Regions from separate parts of the Mus musculus genome. Here region 1 is linked to region 2. A link is a loop called in an ENCODE intact Hi-C map of the cell type or tissue named here. Cell type or tissue: heart. All regions are shown on one strand. Each heading gives the region's core, and the rest is flanking DNA. Links, peaks and the distances in the headings are about the cores only. Region 1 overlaps Gm41625 (a long non-coding RNA gene). Region 2 has its middle 14 kb from the start of Gm41625.

Region 1 (10,852 bases), core at 3,083-5,582, 76 kb after region 2:
ACCAGGAGGTTTATAACCTTATCTGTTCCTCATGGGACAAAGGAGTAGCTCACCGCACTGGGCTGGAGTCACACATATCTGAATTTGTCCAGGGACTCCACTGCTTGCTGTCCTGCTCTTGGGGAAATTACTTTTCTGTATTTTAGATCCAGCATTACTTTTTAAAAAGACTTCATTATATTGTTTTTTTTTTTTAAATTATGTGTATGTGTGTGTTTGCATGTGAGTGTGGGACTGTGGAGAATAGAGGTGTTGTGTCCCCTGGAGCTATATTTATAGACAGTTGTGAACCACCTGACATAGGTGCTGAGAACCGGACTCAGGTTCTCTGGGACATCAGCAAGTGCTCTTAACCGCTGAGCCATCTCTTCAGCACCAGACTCAGTGCCTCTTAACTGGGTGTAATTACAAAAGTTGTTATGAAGATAAAATGAAATCGTATAGGTATTATCTCTGACATGTTTCCTATCCACACATAGTCGATGACATATGACAACTGTGATTATTCTTCACGGTAGCTGATTGGAGTGATGCGGGAGTAATTTTAGATAGAGGCCAGATTCACAGGTAGACAGCATCATAAATACACTGAATATAGTGTCTCTCAGGGCTTTGGATTAAAAAAAAAATCAAAATATAGTCTACATTCCTAAAGCAGTGTTTCAGGCACTGGAGAGATGGAATCACTGGAGTGATCACAACTATAGCATTCTTCCAGAGGATAAGGGGTTGGTTCCCAGTACCTCCATGGTAACTCACAGTTGTCTGTTACTCCATTCTCAAGAGATCCCACGCCTTTTCTGGCTTCTGTAGGCATCAGGCATGGATGTGGTACACAGACATATATGAAGACAAAACACTCATACACAAACAAAACAAAAAAACAAAACAAAACAAAACCCAACAAAACACAAAATAAATGAGTAGAAATTTAAAAAAAAATTTAAGCAATTATAGGATCACTTAAGACAATGTGATAATATTCTTTGAGACTTCCAAGGACTCATTATGGTATAATCTGTCTAGACAAAGCAAGTTTGGGTTAATTTAGGATAAAATGTAAGGTAATACACACCCTGTATTTTTGTTGTTGTTGTTGTTGCTCCTATGAGTTATGGAATAGCTCACAAAACCCTTCTAACATAAATCTAGAAGCCCGAAAAGCCAGGCACAGCACAGTGTTGACACCACTACAGAGCCATTGGAGGAAAAGAGATGGTTCACAGTGAGGGACTGCAGAGACTCGTTTCCTGGAATCAATTTCCTCCTTGTCCTTTATGTATGAGCATTTAGGTAAAGAACACGGCAGAGTGCATTCAGAGGGATCTAGAACTGGCGCCCCGACCACTGGCTTCCAACATATTGACTAGAAGGGATGCCTCTGAGCTGCACATGGAAGAGAGGCAGTTTTAGCTCCAAAAGTCCTGGCTTCCAGGGTCCCTGAGTTCAGTCAGCTGAGAACAGCTAGCTCTTGGCTGGATCTGTTTGATGTCAGAGGGCTTGCTGTGTCCAGCTCATTGGTCCTGTAAAGGCAGCGGAAGGAAAGGGTGGGAAGGTTGGAGACTGCTCTACATATGCCACTACCTGCTTTCATCATCTTGCATGAAGAGAAATTATAATCAATATGTTACTTCTTCACAACAAACTAGCCCTCCTTGGTTTTTCCGCAGTAAAGACTGTTTCTTTTAAAGACCATCCAACTTCTAAGGGGGTGTCTCTGTCGCTTACCAGTCTGTTTATAGAGCTGCTCTCTACTCTGCTGGGAGAAAGCTCTCCTGAGTTCAGAAACATGGAGATGACTGGAGAATTGTGTACACTCATAGGCTAACAGTAAGAAGGGTAGACGCTGGGGAGATTGGGAGTTCAAATCCTGGGATTTGGGGATTTTATTGATTCTGAATATCATTTTTATCACCCGTGTTTTACATTTAAGATCAATCCACTACACACACACACACACACACACACACACACACACACACAAATGTTCTCTACCCCCAACTCCCAGAGCCTGAGTAGTAACCAAAGAGGGAGCTGTCTCTTTGAAACTGTTTCAGCTTTCTTTTCTACCTCCTCCTCTTCTTGCCCCCTCTACTTTGCAGGCCTGTGGTTGACAAACAATTGCACATTATACTTACGGAAGTACAACGAAAGACCTTAACGACTAACCCCAAAGCTGCTTGCAAGGCACTCTAAGACAACAGCATGTGTGTTGATTAGATTTTTGTCCCTGTGTGTGATATCACTAACATTACCAAGAGGAACAGGGGGAAAATAGATTTTTTTTCTCCTTTTCTCAAAAGAACTGAAAAATACTGAATATGAGTTAGAAGGCTTGGTCTATCTGTGCTAATTGTTTAACAGAGGTCAAGAACTAAGCCTCATCTATGCCGGTGCCTAGCAAACACAGAAGTGGATGCTCACAGTAAGCTATTGGATGGAACACAGGCCCCCAATGGAGGAGCTAGAGAAAGCACCCAAGGAGCTAAAGGGGTCTGCAAACCTATAGGTGGAACAACATTATGAACTAACCAGTACCCCTGGAGCTCTTGACTCTAGCTGCATATGTAGCAGAAGATGGCCTAGTTGGCCATCATTGGGAAGAGAGGCCCCTTGGTCTTACAAATTCTATATGCCTCAGTACAGGGGAACGCCAGGGTCAAGAAGTGGGAGTGGGTGGGTAGGGGAGTTGGTGGGGGAGGGTATGGGGGACTTTTGGGATAGCATTTGAAATGTAAATAAAGAAAATACCTAATTAAATAAATAAAAAAAGAGCTAAGCTTCACAAGAAGAATGAAAGGGACAACAAGTTTTACCCTCTGGAGTGGTGTGTTTATGCTTGGCCCAGGGAATGGCATTATTAGGAGGTGTGGTCTTGGTGGAGGAAGTGTGTTACTGTGGGGGTGGGCTTTAAGTCCCTCATTCTAACTGCCTGGAAGTCAGTCTACTTCTAGCATCCTTTAGATGAAGATGTAGAATTCTCAGTTCTTCCTGCACCATGCCTGCCTGGACACTGCTATGCTCCTGCCTTGATGATAATGGACTGAATCTCTGAACCTGTAGGCCAGCCCCAATTAAATGTTGTCCGTATAAGACTTGCCTTGGTCATGGTGTCTATTCACAGTAGTAAAACCCTAACTAAGATGCCCTCTAACCTCAAGAGTGGGTAAATGTAAGGATTAGCACATTACATCCAATTTTACATCACAAACTTGCATCCAATATTACATCCAATCATATTAGAGATTATTAAGTTGGAAGAAAAAAATAAAGTAGAAACACTGGGATTTAGGGTAAGATACTTGGCTGTGGTCTCTATGCAATGCTAGTCTTTCCTCTTCCTTCATCTCCATTTCTAACACTATTTGGACTGAAATAGGTCACGTAGTCAAAATGTCCAAACAGAACGATTCTCCTCTCAGAAATTCTTGGATAGTAATAGAAGTAGTTGGAACTAGGTTTTACCGAGTGTGTGTGGTGAGCAGGCACAATATTAACTGCTTTATCAATTTTTACATCACACATTTCTCACAATAAACATCTGTGATAGCAAGGAAAGGCAAGGTAAGGAAATTGGGCTTCAGATATTGTCACTCAGCTAACAAAATACAATTCTTCCTGCTTTTCTAAAGTCTTTCAGTTATTTATTTATCTACCTATTTATTATTTGAGATGACAAATGCCCAAGAAAAATTAACATAAGGAAGAAAGGGCTCCCTTTGAGTTTTCAGCTATGGCTGTCTGGCTTTGTTGTTTCTGGATAGAAACAGGGAAGGAAGGGCTTGTTGAAAGAAAAGCTGCTTATCTTACAGTCTCCAGGAAGCAAAGAGAACAGTAAGGCGCCTGGACCAGGGAAGAGCAGTAAGGGGCCTGGACCAAGTGTATGTTCAGTGCAGGCCCCCAAAAGGTTTACTTTCTCCAACTATGTCTCTCTTCCATATTCTACAACCTTCCAGTTGTCTATCCTCATGAGTACTGGGATTACAGGTGAGCACCGCTATACCTGGCTAGCATTAGACATTTATACATACACAGGCTGGCTCACATACACTCACACTCTGTGCTTTCTCTCTGACTCATTACTCACCCGTGAAGGCACTAGACTGAAAAGACCACTCTATTTGGAGAGAACCCAGAGGAATGAAAAAGGTCTTGTTCTCCTAAAATGAAAAGCAACCCAGCAACAGCCACCCAGTTTGATGCTGGAGCTCTTTATTTCAATCCAAGTTTAAGACAGGATGGCCTAATAAAGAGAAAGGGTCCATCTAGCCCTGGCCCCACTGCAAGTTCTCCTCCTTGGCAGGTTCTGTTGATGTGGTGGGGAAATTGGGAAAGCCAACACCTCTGCAATTATCAAGTCCACGAGAGTCCTGCAGTTTTCTTTGGAGGAGCGAAATAAATTCCAAACCTATCACTTTATCATTTTTAAAGTCCCCCAAGTCTAGAGCTGGAACAATTGGAAATTCTGGCAGAGCTGTAGGAAAGTAAAAGGTCTCTCCCGAGGCTTTGTTCTGTTCCAGCACGAGCAAGCTAGCGCCAGCTCTGCCTGCTGTCCAGCTCGGGATTGTGTAATGCTAACACCCCGGGTAGCATACCAACCAAGTAAGGAGCCTGCCTCCTCCTTCAACCTGGCTTAGCAGGTCCTGAAAACAAAGAACCACTTCATTGCCCGTTGAACTGACTTGGACCACACTGTGCTGGATTTAAAGCTATGATCTTCTCAGGCGCAGGTAGCCGAGAAGTCACCGTGTATGTTGTTCTTTAAGTAAAGATTTCCTGAGATGTGACTAGGTTTTATGTTTCCTTTCATCTCTGTCAATGGAGAAGACACCGGGGGTTTGGGCAGTGCCGCATGTCCCTGATGAGGATAGCAGCGCAGGCTGTGACTTCAAAGGACGTTATTATAATAAATGTGGTTACATTAGGCAAGAGTGTCTAACTGGGGTGAGAGATAGACCCCAGGAGTAGATTCTGCTCCCCCACAGTGGCCTTGGACGGTGGCCTTGGATGGTGAAAGCTCTGATTTCCCCATTTAGCACTGTCTGGTAGGATTGGCCTCTTCAGAGTTATAATCTAAAGGGGATCAAGAAAATCCTGTCCCCAAATCTTTCTCTTTGAAGACTGCAGAGGACTTTGTGTATCTTATTGAAAGCTGTTGGGTCTTGAGAGTATACTATTCAAATGTATTTCCTTTGTGGAAAAATTTGCTTGGAACACGAGCAGTTCTCTAGTAGGGGCAATGGCTAGCAGAGAGGAAAAAGCTATGGGTGGGTCAAGACTCAGAACGAATGGCAGCTCCCTCTCTGTTTTAACCATGTCATATTATTAAAAATGAAAATCATCAAGGAAGGCGATCATCAAAAAAGGAAAGCAATGTTTAGTTTTACATATGTCCTTTTCTACAAAATATTTGTGTATATGTGTGTGTGCACACGAGTGCGCACCTAAGGAGGCCAGAGGTGTCTGGTGGAGCTGGAGATACAGAGAGCAATGAGTTTTTTGTTTGTTGTTGTTGTTTTTTTTTTATAATTTATTTTTATATCCATTGGTGTTTTGCCTGCCTGTATGTCTGTGTGAGGCTGTCTTCCATCCATAGCTCACTGTCTTGGGCTTTCCCTCTACCTGAGTACCCTGAGGAGGCTTCGTTTTGCGATTGTTTTGGAAGCAGTACCAGGAATGGCCTGGAAGCGAGGAAGAAGGTGTTTAAAGAGAAGGAAATACTTTGTCTCCAGCTTCCTGACTTGCAGAGCCACTGTCAGACAAAATGGAGTATACAGTCTCTCTTGTGCCACCACTGTGAGGACAGAGGCAGGTTGGAGAGAGACAAGAGAGGCTAAAGATAAAACAGAAAGGGGAGGAGACTGTGAGCAAGAAGGGGAGGGGCTAGCTTCGCCAAGTTTGCTGAAGGGGCGGTTCTCAGTCGCCCCTAGCAAAGGCCCCCTGAGTGCTGGGACTTGACTTATCTGCAGGTACACTGGGAGAGGCGAAGTGAACGAGGCACTGGCTATGACCACGGGGACTCGAGTCCTGTCCTGGAGCAACTTTCTCTGACCTTTGAAACTTTTTGTTCAACAACAAGGCCAGGTTGGCCACACGGTCTCAAAGGTTGCTTCCAGCTGGAACAGTCCTTACGTTGTGAAATGGTGATGATCTTGAGAGCCCTGTGATGTCACCACCAGCACAGAGCCACACCTCACCCAGAGGACAGCCTATTGACCCAGGGGAATGGCTGGCTTAGGAGGCCTCTGTCAGCCTCATTTCTGATGCTCCCGACTCTAGGTTTCACTGCTTGGTAGAAAGCTTATAGGAAGAAATGTCTGGAAACAGCTGATTGGCTCAGGTTTGTCTCCTAACCTTGAGAAAAGAACACTCTTGTCTGGGTCTCAATTATGTAACTCACCTTCCCCGAAACTCCCTGCCTGTTTGACATTCTGCTTTTTAGCTGCCCTGGTTTGTGCCTTTAATTAAGTAGGTGGCCTTGTATTTATGCTAATTGTTTCTGTCTTTTCTCTTTCGGATCCTGACAGGATGATCACGTTGTTTTGTGTAGTCCACACTGGGATCAATGCCACTGTCCAGGGCTGGCAGTGGCCTGTGGCTGCTCTGGGAAAGCTTTTCTTCAGGTTAAAGAAGAGAACTTAAGGGAACTGAACTCCTTAGAACCCAGATCTCCACCCTCCCCCAAGCCCACACTGCTGCATCCATCCTTCAACCTCTTTGTTGAGCATCTCCATGGCTGAGAGTCATTCATTTTCTCTCTGGGCAGTCACCCTCCTCCCAACCCATTTTGTGTCATCCTTCTAAAGATTAGTTGTAATGGTGTCATTGACTTAGCCCCCAGCTTTACAGCGGTGTGAGGATGCTCTAGAAACAGCTTGTGCGAAACCATGGAGCCACAAGAGAATATGTGTGCTGCCAGAATGAGAGCCTGTCAGCGGAGCTCTGCAGAAGGGGTAGTGAGGTCACTGGGGAAGGAAGGGAGAAGGAAGGAGGAGGCTTGAAAGGGGTGGGTTGTGGAAAGGCTGGAGTGAGTTGTGGACCGTCTAGGCTTTGGGTCTTAGTAAGGAAGAGAGAAAGTAAGGTGACCTACAGCAGCCTCCACGTCAGGCTTGCTGGGCCAGATGGGAAGATTTAGAAAACACCCGAGGTGGGCATCTTTATAAACCTCTAGGGTCTGACATGCTACTGGAGTCCTGAGGCCAGAAACCAGCCATATCATTTGAGTACATTAACACAGGGTCAAGTTGATGAGACTTCCAAAGGGGGAAACTACGTATAATTTACCTATGAATGTCAGGTGCCTCCTGGGACTGGACTGTGGACTTCTTTAGCTTCTCAGAAAAGCCACCTCCGAAGCTAGTGTGTGATGTCATCAACATGCTGAAGTTATAGTCTCCCAGGGAGAAAAATCTTACGCTTTTCATTTTCCTCTGCTAAAAACAGGGCTTAGTTCTGTTTTCATTTCCTGTCTATATCCTCTTACGAGGTGAGCCCATTTCCTGACACAGTACGTGGTATCTTTCGGAGTCTCGTCTGTACGCATCTTTCTAACCCAGCTCTCTCTGCTCCAGCCCCACCCCCCAAAGTTCTCTCTGCTCTTCAGGAGGTGAAGGTCCCTTCTGTATCAGTATACTTGCATGCTGCCTTTGCCTAGAGCACTCTTCCCATAGAGCTTCACGCTCACCTCTAGGACACGGGTCAGACTACACATCCTCTCCTCTGTGTGTTCCATGGCATAGCTTCACTCTCCTTCTAGCAGTTTTAACTGCCTGTCTTCTCCTACCAGATGTGGTTTGTAACAACTTGTCCCCTGTGGTTTGCCATCACCCTGGGAATGGCTCACATAGATACCTGCTTGTGATGGAAATGAAGAGTTTCCTGATAACATTTCCCCATGATCATAATATTTTATATGAGTTCTTCTGCATGTGTTAGTTTTCAAACCCAATTTCCTAGGCAAAAATGTAACTTCTACCTCAAAACAACTCAATGAAGCAGGTAAAACAGGGCTTCTCTTTTTCCTGGAAAGGCAAACGAAGGGAGGGTGACTTGCCCAAAGTCTTCAGCTCCTAAATGTTAATGCTTGGTCTTTCTCCATCAGCATCAATTCTCATCACACTCTATTCCCAACGTCTTGTGACTTCCCGTAACTTCCCAGAACTGAGGAATCCATCCTTGTGAGAAACGAGGAAGCCCCTAATAGGGAAGATAAAGTGAATCTGGTGTCCTCAAGACTCTCGATGACAAGCAGCACAGACTTCACCCATAGGTGCAGCAGAGGAGTTGACAGGCTGGTGACTGCTTAGCTGTCACAACGGTCTCCTCACTGCAGACAGACTGCTGCTTTCACACGAACGTGGCGAGGGCTTGGACTTCTGGTGTTAACATCTAACGCCTCAGCTACAGTGCACTGGCCTCACAGTTTACCTCTAAGGCAAATCTATTTGATGAGGAGTGAAAAATGAAAGCCAAGATTATTCTTTTAGAATAGGTGCAATACAAGAAATGTTCTTCTGTTTCTTCCATAAAGAATTTAATTTATATGTGTGGCATACGTGTGCACGCATGTGTCTCTGTGTGTATCGAGACCAGGGAGGTTTGCAGTGGGTGTCTTCCTTTCTCACCTCCACCTTGGGTTTTTTATTGTTTGTTTTGTTTTGCTTTGTTTTGAGACAGGGTTTCTCTGTGTAGCCCTGGCTGTCTTGGAACTCACTCTGTTTGTTTGGTTTTTTTTTTTGTTTTGTTTTTCGAGACAGGGTTTCTCTGTGTAGCCCTGGCTGTCCTGGCACTCACTTTGTAGACCAGGCTGGCCTCGAACTCAGAAATCTGCCTGCCTCTGCCTCCGAAGTGCTGGGACTAAACTCAGAGAGATCCATCTGCCTCGGTCTCCCAAGTTCTGGGATTAAAGGCATGCACCACCACTGCCCGACTACACCTTGTGTTTTTTTGTGTGACAGGGTCTCTCTCATTGAAACTAGAGCTCACCATTTTGTCTATTCTGTTTGGCTAGCAAGGTTCAGAGGGCCCCTGGAAGCACTTTTATTTCCTGGGCATTTCCCAGGTCCACAAGTAATGCTTTTCTAAACTCACCGAGAGCAGTGGCTCTCAAACATCCTAATTCCCCCAACCCTTTAATTCAGTTCCTCATGTTGTAGTGAACTGCTTCCCCCCATAAAATGATTTTCATTGCTGCTGTTATGCATCATAATGTAAACATCTGTGTTTTTCCAATGGTATTAGATGGCCCCTGTGAAGGGGTCATTTGATTTCCAAAGCTGTGACCCACAGGTTGAGAACCACTGACCTAGCAGCTCTGGAGAGATGGCTCAGTGGTTAAGAGAACTTGTTGTTCTTGCAGAGGATCTGTGCCTGACTCCAGCATCTACACGATAGTTCACAACTCTCCATAATTCTAGTTCCAGGGGCTCTAATATTCTTGTCTTACCTTTGTGGGCACCAAGCTGTTGTTATGTTCCACCTACATCTATGTAGCCAAAACACATATTAAGTTTTTTTTTTTTTTTTTTTTTTTTTTTTTCCGAGACAGGGTTTCTCTGTGTAGCCTTGGCTGTCCTGGAACTCACTCTGTAGACCAGGCTGGCCTCGAACTCAGAAATTCACCTGCCTCTGCCTCCCAAGTGCTGGGATTAAAGGCGTGCACCACCACGCCTGCACTCACATATTAAATAAGACGAATAGGTCTAATAAAATTTACAATAAAAATGAAACTACCCAGAGAATCAGTGTCAGAAAAAAATGCATCAGAGTTCAGATGTCTTATTCAAAGATCATCAGAAGTCAATTTCTACAACTTCTCTGAGCTTCAACTCTCCAGTAATAATAAAAAATCTTAAAGAATACTGATGTATTTATAATACCTGAATATGACCCTTTTTTGGACTCTTTTTATTGACAAACAACACACATAAAAACCTGTTTGGGGAGGGGCAGAGAAAGATGGTTCAACAGATTAAGTATGCGTGTGCTGAATAAATATGAGTGTGAAAACGCACGCAGACGGTATTTTCGCAGTGTGAACTCACCCCTCTGACCAGCCTGGGCTTGTTACCTTCGTCCCTCTTGGTACCCTGCAGCTTTCACTTTGCTCCAATCTAATGGTAAGCAGTCTGGATCTACTCAATGCACAGGGATTTGCTTTCCTTACGCCCGAGTTTTATATTGAGGAAGCCACCAGAACATGGCTATCGTCTTACCTGGCTTCTTCCCATCGCTTTAGTGAGGCCTCTTCCTATTGTTGCTCATCATTTCAGTTTGTTCATTGTCCCTGCACAGGAGGATACTAATGCTTGAGTATAACGTATTACTTACATCTACTCTTTGTGGTCATTTGGGTTGTTCCCTGTTAGGGGATATTATAAATAGTGCTTTGATGGCCATCCTTGTACACGTGCTTTGATGAAAACTCATGGATTTCTGCTAGTTAGAAGAATAGATTGTTGGATCATAGAACATACAGGTTATCTATTTGCATCCAAGGAGACCGGTTCCAGGGCTCTGTGAGGAGATACCCAAATCTGAAATGCTCAAAGTCCTTGTATAAAATGGGGATACAGTGCTTTTTATCATTCACCTCCTTCTTCCCTCCCACCTTCCTCCTCTTTCTCCCGCCATTCCTTCTTTCATTTTCCTTTCTAGATAGGGTATCTCTTCATAGCTTTGAGTAGCTTTAAAGCCACAACATAGCCCAGGAGGGCCTCAAACACCCAGCCATATTCCTGCCTCAGCCTCCCGAGTGTCGGTATGACAGGCATGAGTTGCCATACCTAGCTTCTCCTTTATACATTTTATATGCCTACTATGATGCAAATATTATGTATCGGAGATTATATGG
Region 2 (10,852 bases), core at 3,532-6,031:
GGGGGTTGAAAGACCCTTTCACATGGTTAACCTATGACCATCGGAAAACACAGCACAATTCATAACAGTAGCGAGATTACAGTTATGAAGTGGCAACAAAAAGAATCTTATAGTTGGGGATCACCAAACATGAGGCACTGTATTAAAGGGTGGCAGCTTTAGGAGGGCTGAGAACCACATCGTTAGAGGAAGGAGGTGGGAGACACAATCTCTCACTGGATTTCTAGGTCAATTACCAATGTCGGCTGAGGACTCATGGCTGTGCTCTGGAGAAAGCCTGGAAGCGGGTGGCCATGATACTCAGTTTTGGATATGCTAGGCGTGCGGTGTTCGTGAGGGTTCCAGGAGAAGCTCACAGAATGAGCGATGGAGGCAGGAAGGCCGTCACTGCGTGGAGTCTGATATCTGAGAGAGCACCAGGATGTTCTTCAGATGCAGGAAACACACCTCAGTAAACTCAGTTTTGCTCTGTAACCGTTGCTACCCTTGCGAGTGTTCTGTGCTCTCCAGGGCCACTTTCAAAACTCCCTCTGTGTACCTGAGTTCACTTCCCAACTCCAGACTGCCCGTCTTCTCCACTAGAGCCCTTGTTTCCCTGAAAGGCCGTCTACAGTTTTGCAGTGTCCCTGGGCCCTGGTTCACCCCCCAGCTCCTTGTTGACAGAGTCTTATTATGTAGCACTGGTCTATAGAACTCACCATGTAGAGCAGGCTAGTCCGGAACTCACCGAGATTCCCCTGCCCCTGCTGTCAAGTGTTGGGACTAAAGCTGGGTACCGCTCCGGGATCTCACTCTTTCTTCAAGCAAAGTAGACCAGTGTTTGCTTCAGGCAGCTACGCTTCAGGTGTTTGCCATCTAAACTAGGTCAGCGTCCCACACATCACCTCCGAGGACTCACAGGGGCCTCCACACTGGTTGACGCTCTGGGCCACGTCCCCAGGGCTCCCTTCTCTCCCGCTGGTCCTGTCCCCTGGTCCTGACCTACCTTGCACCTCAAGCTTTGTTGTTGGTGTCGTGGGCAGGAAGGCTTTGTTTCGCTATTGGGATCTGAGCTTCATTTGACCGTGTCAGAACCGGAGAGTTCCAGCCCCACTCCCTAGCTTTTGCACACATCCATCTGGAGGGAACCACTGGGTTTGTCTGACTCTGTACTCAAAGCAATTCTGCAGGGTTTTTTTTTTTTTTTTTTTTTTTTTTTTGTGCACTGGAGGTAATTCTTGTTATGTGAACAGCATGAGTTGAACAGAGCTGCTGACCTACAACACATGTCTGTGATTCTGTCATGGCGGAACAGGGGCCCTGATGGTTTTCATCAGCATATTCTCATCCCTTCGGTCCTGTATGTGGTATTGTTGGACTGATAACTCTGCCGATGTGTCTTCACTCCTACAGTGAGGTGAGCTTGCTTAAGTAGGAAGATGATTTTCTTGTTGGGCTGTGACAGGCAGCTTATTAATTAGCAACAGGTGAAGAGCAGAGAGCAAACCCACGAACTTGGCTTACGTAACTCAGCCTTCTCCTGCAGGGTGAGCTGTCTCACCATGGGCCTCTCTCAAGTGAATCCGCAGGGGTCACAGATCTCCTGGCATCCCTAACAGACATCTGTCCTTGGCCCTCATCTATCTTGTTTGACTGGAGCAGGAAGGAATTGCATCTGTCCTGGAATGCAGTGTTGGCAGGCCTGGAACCAGGCAGAGAGAGTCAGTTAGCTGTGGGAGGGAGGCAAAGTGACCTGATGGTGAAGGACCGTAAAGTCCCATTCCAGTGCTCCCTACAGCCGGATTCCAGTGCTCCCTACAGCTGGAGAGAAGAGTCAGTGCCAAGAAATCTTTTTTTATTAATTAGATATTTTTTTCATTTACATTCCAAATGCTATCCAAAAAGTCCCCTATACCCCCACCCCTGTTCTGTTCCCCAACCCACCCACTCCTGCTTTCTGGCCCTGGCATTCCCCTGTACTGGGGCATATGATCTTCACAAGACCAAGGGCCTCTCCTCCCATTGATGGCCTACTAAGTCATCCTCTGCTACACATGCAGCTAGAGACACGAGCTCTGGGGGGTACTGGTTAGTTCATAGTGTTGTTCCACCTATAGGGTTGCAGATCCCTTCAGCTCCTTGGGTACTTGCTCTAGCTCCTTCATTGGGGGCCCGGGGTTCCATCCAATAGGTGACTGTGAGCATCCACTTCTGTATTTGCCAGGCACTGACATAGCCTCACAAGAGACAGCTATATCAGGGTCCTAGCAGCAAAATCTTGCTGGCATATGCAATAGTGTCTGGGTTTGGTGGTTGTTTATGGATGGATCCCTGGGTGGGGTAGACTCTGGATGGTCATTCCTCTGTCTCAGCTCTGAACTTTGTCTCTGTAACTCCTCCCATGGGTATTTTTTCCCCCATTTTAAGAAGGAATGAAGTATCCACACTTTGGTCTTCCTTATTTTTGAGTTTCATGTGATTTGCAAATTCTATCTTGGGTATTCTAGGTTTCTGGGCTAATATCCATTTATCAGTGAGTGCGTATCATGTGCATTTCTTTTGGAGATATCTTGCAATAATGGAATCCAAAGATGCAAAAGAACCAGGAATCATGTGGGCAGTCTTAGTTACTGCTTACCAGTCACATGTCTTTTTCCCAACTCTTCCCAAGGAAAGACACAGCTGGTGCAGGTCTAAGGAACACTTCTCAGTTGCCTGGCTAATTTAGCTAACTCAGAGGGAGCCCAGTGTCGTCGTCGTCGTCTTCTTCTTCTTCTTCTTCTTCTTCTTCTTCTTCTTCTTCTTCTTCTTCTTCTTCATCCTCTTCCTCTTCCTCTTCCTCTTCCTCTTCCTCTTCCTCTTCCTCCTCTTCCTCTTCCTCTTCCTCTTCCCCTTCCCCTTCTCCTCCTCCTCCTCCTCCTTTGTGTTTTTCTTTTTTCTTTTTTCTTTTCTTCTTTTCTTTCCTTCTTTTCTTTTCTTCCCTCCCTCCTTCCCTCCCTCCCTCTCTCCCTTCCTTCTCTCTCCCTCCCTCCCTCCCTCCCTCCCTCCCTCCCTCCCTCCCTCCCTCTCTCTCTCTCTCTCTCTCTCTCTCTTTCTTTCTTTCTTTCTTTTTCATTTTGCATTTCCCTCAGTTTAAACAAAGACGGCAGATTGAGTTGATCAAATTCTACTCTAGCCTGGCTCTGCACCCTCCTCCCCAAGGTTAAAGGAACACATATGATGATGTGCATAACCCAGGAAGCACTGAACTAGATGACATAAACTTTGTCTATTTCTGCAAAGGATGTTACATCCAAAAGCCACAAAGAGACCATTAAGCAGCGAAAGGGTGTGAGATATTTAAGCCCTTAGGCCACCTTCTTCCAGAACAATCCAGGGTTAGGAGAAACGACCTTTCCAAAGGAAATACCCAGGAATTCATAGCCAGTCACCACTGGTCCCTAAGATGCCTCTCACTACTGAATCTAACCAGTTGGCACACAGCCGAATAAACAGCAGTCTAAGCCCCGAGACTCGGGGATTCGGACTTGAGAAGGCTCAGCTTGCATTGACCCCAATATTGCTGAATTCTTTCCAGGTGGCTCCAGCTTTCTGATCCCCTCTGTGGCCTCCAATGCCGCTTTGAGCATCCTCTCTTCTGAAGCCGATGCTCAAAGCTGGTGTGCTGTTTCTACATGCAAATGGTTGGTTCCTTCTCTTGTGAAGCAGACACGTTTCTCTGTAGAAACCAAGCTGCTGTTTTCATACTGTCTTTTTCTGGATGCAACAACAGGTGATTTTTCTTCACAGGTTCTGCCTCTGCCCTCTACTCTCACTCCAGTCTCTCTCTCTCTCTCTCTCTCTCTCTCTCTCTCTCTCTCTCTCTCTCCACACACACAGGCACTTCGCCATTCTCTCCCACTCGGATATTATAGCATTAAGGTCACACCTCTGGACGACTATCACCTGCCACCTCCCTGCCCCAGCTGGTGGCTGTGGCCTACTTTAGACCATGTCGCAGGGTAAGGATGTTTCCCGTCCCTGGTCTTGAACTCCTGCTGTTTAGCCAGTGATGTTACCTGTCGTCTGTCCTGGGGGGAGGAGGGATGAGATAATGAGAAAAGTGGGATGATGGGATAGCCTTGGTTTAGAAAGTATTCCTTATGGGAATACTCATTTCCTTTCCTTATAAAAATACCCATCAGTGATTTTTAAAAAATCGGTGGGGAGGGTCTGTAGCTATAGCTGATCCTGTATTTATGCTCTTTGATGGTCTTTCCCCACCCCCACCCCCCCTGAGTAGCTCTGGCTGTCCTGGAACTCATTTTGTAGACCAGGCTAGCCCTGAACTCACAGAGATCCACCTGCCTCCGCTGGATTTAAAGGCATGTGCCACTACACACAGTCTTTTGCTTTATTCTGATTTTTGTTGTTGTTTGTTTGTTTGTTTCTTTATGGGGCATATGAGTCTGGAGCTGTGGCCCAAACTGACCTTGAAGTTACAGCAGTCCTCCTGCTTCTGGCTCCTGAGTGCTGGGATTACAGTTATGAGCCTCCTCTCCAGGTTGTCTTTAAAGGTTTGGACTATAATCACTACAGCCAAGGATCAGAGAAGAAAGGTAACCTTGGCTGCTCCCAAGACAGAACCTTGTGTGTGTCTTAGCTGGCTATGGTAATTTGACAGTGTCTAAATATTGTCTGAAGAGTGGAGCAAGTCCAGATCCTGTGATGTCACAGACCTTGACTGAGTTTCGAGATGGGATTCTCGGTAATAGTAGCTTATCTTGCAGAACATCTTGAATTAAAAAAAAAAAAGTTCTGATATTGGGCACAGTGGCAGACACATGTAATGGCCACACTGGGGAGCCAGAAGCAGGAAGATCAGGAGTTTGAGGCCAGCTTGGGCTCCATGGAATCCTGTCTTAAAAACCACCATCATCGATACCACTACCATCACCCAAAAGCAAACTTAGAATTCTGAGATTAGACAAGAGAAAGCCTGTAAAAGTATTTTGACCACTACAGAGAGAAGCTGTCATGCCTGGTCCACTGGAGTGCTTACAGCCACTCCACAGGGTCTGGGTGACCCAGGTGACTTGGTGCAAATGTCCCGAGAACCTTTTCCTGGCTCTCTGGGGCTGCCCATGGCATCTGGGTTAGACTCAGGCCAGATGATGTCAGCTCTTACCTAAGACTTACTCATGGAGCAACTCTGGAGGCTGGGGTAACAGAGCCCAAGGTTTGACTTGGGAACTGATTCAAGGACAAAGGCCTCTGTGCCATCTGAAAAAATCCTGGGAACCAGTCCCTGTTGCATGACATTCACAGCTCACATCTGGTGTTAGGAAATCTACACTTCTGAGCCAAGGATGGTACCCTGGCTGGACACGAGGGTGTCATTGACAAGATGCTCTGTGAAAGTGTGGCAATCCAGCCAGCAGCTGACAACACACAGAAGAGACACTAAGGGACTAATGGACACCTGATGCCACTCTCTTGTCCTAGAGGGGACCCCACCCCCATGGGGCCAACCGTAGGGTCATCTCAGGTCAGGTTGAATTAAAATCATGCAGAAGCAACTGGGTGGAGAGATGGCAAAGAGAAGCCTCTTGGCCCAGCATTTTGCCAAGCAGGCTGGTCAGACCAGGCCAGGCCTTCTGGCTGGGGCTGGAGCTCACTTGCTCACATGGCTCTTCTCCAAAGCAGGGAGAGGCCAGTGGAGGCTGGGTGCGGTGCATGCCTCTCCAGGGCCCACCAATGAGGTTAATCTCAACTGCCCCCAGCAATCAGCTTTACCAACAAGAGTAGGTTTGTAGTGTTCACATAAAACTCTCTTTTAAAAGTACTCACTTCAAGCCAGGTAGTGGTGGCACTACCTGGTGGCACTCAGGACGTAGAGGCAGGTGAATCAGGTGAGTTTGAGGCTAGCATGGTCTATAGAGTGAGTTCCAGGACAGCTAGGACTACCTAGTGAGACACATTGATATGCTTATTGACATTGCTAGTATTTCAGTTTTGCTTATGCCCTAGTTCTAGGAGAGACTATTTCCGGAGACTTCCTGGTATTCTGGCAGACTTTCTGGCTCCTCTTCCCTGAGCCAGAGACTCAGGATCTATGATGTAGACTAATGGGAGGTGGGGTCCCCAGGATCTGTTGATCTCTGCATCATAGATCCTGAGTATCAATGTGGAAGGGGGAAACTTTTTTGAGCCCTGGTCCTAGACAAAGAACTGTAGCCAACTAATGACTGCAGGGAGAAGAATTAGTGTCTCTCAGAGATGAGCCTCCTTATTGGTTGTCCAGTGTAGAGTGGTCAGCCTCAAAACCATATAGACATCATCAATAAAGATGGACTCAGAAGGCTGTATTTGTGTATGTTTGTGTGCATACACACAACTGCATTCTCATGTGGATGTGTGTGTGTGAGTGTGTGTAATAAAGAATTGAAGGCTATCAACTTGAGGGTGGGTGGCATGGGAGGGGTTGGGGAGAGAAAATGGGGATGGAAAGAGACGTAAATCTATTTCAATTAAACGCACACGCACGCACGAGCGCGCGCACACACACACACACACACACACACACACTTAAAAGTGCCGACTTTGTTTCAGATTCAAGGAATATATTTCTATGTTTCCAAACCAGGGAAATGAAAGCCAAAGTTCTTTGAAGACGTCTAAAGCAAATGACAATCCTTCAGCGTTTCCCATAGGGGCTATTAGGCCCTAGGCAGCTTCTGGACGTATCTTTTCTATTCTGCATGCGGTGTGCTTGTGCTTCCAAGTAGATGTGGTGTACTGGGTTTAGGGGAGGCTTCTGGGATAGCACAATCCAATGGATGTGGAACAGGATTCTAGGATGGTCCCTTTTCACCGCCCCGTGGAGGTGGTGAAGGTAAGGAGAGCTCGGAGGCTCGTGGAAAGTGAGAACATGTGTGATTTCTCAGTCTGCTGGGCTGAATAGAAGGCCCAGCACCAGCCATGCATGCTGGAGATGGGAACTGGACCCACCAAGATTCCTTTCGAGAATGCTGAGGGCCACAACGTGTTCCTTCACACCCAGGTGCAAAGGCAGACTCTGGGAGCACACACACATACTCACACACACACATGCGGGGTGGCCAGGGTGATGTTTCAGTCACAGTACTGACATCTGTTGAGTATTTACTATGCCCTAGGCACTGTTTCAGCACTAACTTAGTTATCCTGAAGTAGATGCTGTTAATACCCTCATCTTACAGGTAAGAAAATAGAGGCCTCGCCAAGGCTAAGAAATTTGTAACAAAGGCATCCTTGCAGAACCCAAATCTAATCAGTTTTCCAGGCGGGACTGTTTGCTTTTGAATTCTTTTGTCTTCATACTCCTCACGGTATGTCTGGGTTCTCAGGTCAATCATTGGCCTAGCACATTGTATACTCTTACATCCACATACATCAGTCTGTAGGATTTCTTTCTAAAATGGTCCTAGGTAGTAGATACATTGTATAGCATCAACTCCAGGATGGACCTCACACATCTTTTTTCTAGGTCACATGGCTAGTTGGTAAGGAAGTACTTAGGGTTCCCGATGTAGAATAAATGTTTCTTCCGTTGAGTCACGGGGATTCAATTCCATGTGATGTGTGGGAACTGGAGCAACAGTAAGAACCAACACTCAAATTACCGCCTCGGAGACTTAAGGCTCAGGATTACTCACCTTGAACTGCTAAGAAACAGAATGGAGCAATCCTATCTCAGTGCTTTGGGGTTGTAAGGGCGGATCAGGCCTGGGTCCCCACACTTGATAGGTATTAGCTATAAAGACACATGGGAAAATGAAGACACAGTGACACAGCTATGCTTGGTCCTAGAGCTCCTAAAGTTGGCTCATGGGAGTGCCCTGAAGAAATGGGACAGTGGTAGCCCTTCCTGAGAATGTCCTGTCTTCCTGGACTGCTCTGTTTTGGTGTTTATTTGTTTGTTTGTTTGTTTTGTTTCTGTTTTTATAAGAACCTTACATTCTTTTTTTTTGGACACAAAAGGGTGTCAGAGTCTAAACATCTTCAATAAGTGGGAGCCTTCTTTAGAAAGAGTAGCTATAGCCATCTTCCTGGTGGCTAGCTTTTCTTGGCCTGGCATATGGATTGTTTTGGGGCCAGGGGTCGTCTCTGTTTTGGGAGGTCCTGATCAGGGGTACAGGAAGATTGCATTCGATATGAAGGACATTAGCCAATGGAATGTGGCTCAGAGTCTCCTGGCTACTTTTCTCATTCCTTTGAGAAAATAATAAGAGGAATTTAAGGAAGGAAGGGCTTAAGGGAGCATGGTCCGTCATGGTGGAGAAAGCATGGTAGAGGGGACATGGTTTAGTCACATGACTTCAAGGGTCAGGAAGGAGAGAGAGATGGTGCCAGCTTGCTTCCCCTTCCCCTAAGCCTGGGATCTGAACACATGTATGTCTGTGTTCAAGGTGAAACAACCACATGGTGGCTCACAACCATCCGTAACAAGATCTGGCACCCTCTTCTGGAGTGTCTGAAGACAGCTACAGTGTACTTACATATAATAAATAAATAAATCTTAGAAAAAAAGAAAGGAAAAGAAAATGCTGACTAAGCCAGTACATGACTTTAATCCCAGCACCCGGGAGGCAGAAGCAGGTAGATCTCTGTGAGTTAGAGGCCAGCCTGGGTCTACAGAGTGAGGATAGCCAGAACAGGCAGGGATATACAGACAAACGCCCTTGTCTTGGAAAACTAAAACAAAGAGAGAGAGAGAGAGAGAGAGAGAGAGAGAGAGAGAGAGAGAGAGAGAGAGAGAGGAAGGAAGGAAGGAGGAAGGAAGGAAGGAAGGAAGGAAGGAAGGAAGGAAGGAAAGAAAGAAAGAAAGAAAGAAAGAAAGAAAGAAAGAAAGAAAGAAAGAAAGAGAACATGCTGGCTAAGTTTGGAGAGGAAAGATACTTGCTCTGGCTACTGCTCCACTCTGGCAGAGCTGGAAGCAGAGCTGGCTCCAGACTGTAGGGCCAGGACATGCCTACCATCCCAGCAGATGTCAAGATATGACGCAATGTCATCCCCAGAGTTAAGCATGCTTCTTAGGTTAAGAGAAACGGATGCAACATCCATTAGCAGCCCTACTGGGTGCTTTCTAAGTGCTGCCCAGGACTTCCCCCCCCCCCCCCCCCAAGAAATGAGGTTTTCTTGGCCATCGATTATTTCATATATCTCCATATCTTCTTTCCTCTGCTTATCATGAACTCTGAAGTGCTTCTCCAATGCATTCTCAGTGCAGAGAGTGTCAGAAGCATGAGGAAACCCCAAACCACAGAGCCAAGAATCTGTTTGCAAAAGGAAGCCACATGGGAATCATAAAGCAGGCTTCAGCGCCCATGTGTCCGCTGCCACCCAATGCCAGCCCTGCTTCTTGGCACTGCCTGCAGGTCTGGCCGAGGCAGGATTCAGTCAGAGGGCACCCCAGAACCTGTGAGGCATGAAAACACCAAGTAAACAGCCGGAGGAATGCCTCCGATTGAATTTCAGCTCGCGGCTTGGGAAAATCTGTCCTAGGCTGTGGCTGGGAAAGGCGATGTGGGTGGGGAAGGCTACGATTACTGTGTCCTTCTGATCAAAGGTGCTGGATTGGTCCAGGGGACAGCCATTATTGGAATGTTTAATAGGGAGCCTGCAGGTACTTGGGGAAAGGGGAGACTGAGGAGAGAAGAAAATCACTTCCCCACTCCTCTGTATCTCCTAGTCTACACTCAGCTTTAAACTGGGATTCTGCCTGCATTTGCCTTCAAGGGAAGACTGTACGGTTAAAACTCTTTTTTCTTGGGGGCAGGGAGCACTGATCTAAAGAGGAGACATGGAGTGGGAGTGAGCAAGCTTGCCATCTTCCACAGGATCTTTATTAAGGTGGCTCATGCCAAGAGCCAGGCCTCCATTATTCTGCCACACCAAATCCTACCACTCCTGAGACGGAGGAGGGTTCAAGGACCTCCTCAGTTACATAGTAAGTTTGAGGCCAACGTGAGACCCTGTCTCAAAAATAAAATCAAGGAATTGTTATCACACACTGACAAGGAAGAAGCAGGATTGTGTGGTAAAGAAGGTGAGGAAGAATTCTAAGATCATAAACACTCTGAGAATTACTCTGGCAATTAACGTCATTCGGTAGTCAAGCAAGCTTCTTAGCGTTGGTAGCAAGGGATGTGGAGAGTGTGAGGTAGTTCCTGCTGGCTCTGATTAGGCAAAGTAGGCTAATTGGAATGCAGTGAGAACCCAGAAAAGACACAGCTATCCACCTGACTCCACATGAGGCTCCACCAGCCAATGAGAAGCTTACCACAGTGACACGCCCTGCGGGAAAGGTCAAAACTGCCCCCAGAAAGACTTGGAGATGGCAGGCCTGTGAGGGGTGTGCTCTGATAGTCAGTGGAGGACTGACAAGTCTCCAAAACCAGAGGGCTGACACCTTTGCTGACTTCTGAATTCCTGAACACCAGCTCGCTCTCCAGATTCCATGACGGGTATCATACGCCACCTCCCCCGGTGTTCTCTGCTCCCCCTTGCTGTTCTGCACACTTAGCTATTAAAGGAAAGATGACTTTTAAAGCCGGCCTTCCCTAGGTAGTAGGTGTGCAGGTGGGGGGAATTGACTGATCTGGGAGTAATGACGACAAAGGAGGAGATGAAGCCAAACAGGGGAAAAAATAAGATTATTAAAAGGTTGTAGATTTTTGGAGCAAACCCATCTCCCCAACAGTAGAGGCCATGGAAGAAAAAAAGAAGGCCTAACTTTTCCATTAAGATTCTTGTGAGTCTATGGATTTCAGCCCAAGGGAATGATAGTGTAGTAATTCAACTCTCTTGTCCCCACGACTAAAAATAAGGATGACTAAAGAACAGACAGCGG

What was found. A loop is a pair of places that touch in the nucleus more often than their neighbours do. Peaks named below come from ENCODE experiments on the same cell type or tissue, not always from the same donor. Only the 100,000 strongest peaks of a DNase experiment are listed, where the experiment ranks them.
Region 1: it touches region 2 in a loop (1.8-fold over the local background); 2 of 42 quality-filtered maps call a loop at or near these places.

The regions. Positions count from the first base shown.
Region 1 is chr17:79,913,866-79,924,717 of GRCm38, reverse strand. The region is part of intron 2 of Gm41625 (a long non-coding RNA gene); the gene reads left to right. Among named protein-coding and RNA genes, the nearest start is that of Atl2, 23 kb to the right of the region's middle. In heart, for the core only: no CTCF peak of the experiment used is centred there; a DNase peak (open chromatin) is centred at 4,537; H3K27ac peaks cover 41 bases.
Region 2 is chr17:79,989,883-80,000,734 of GRCm38, reverse strand. No RefSeq gene overlaps it. Among named protein-coding and RNA genes, the nearest start is that of Gm41625, 14 kb to the right of the region's middle. In heart, for the core only: a CTCF peak has its summit at 4,817; a DNase peak (open chromatin) is centred at 5,414.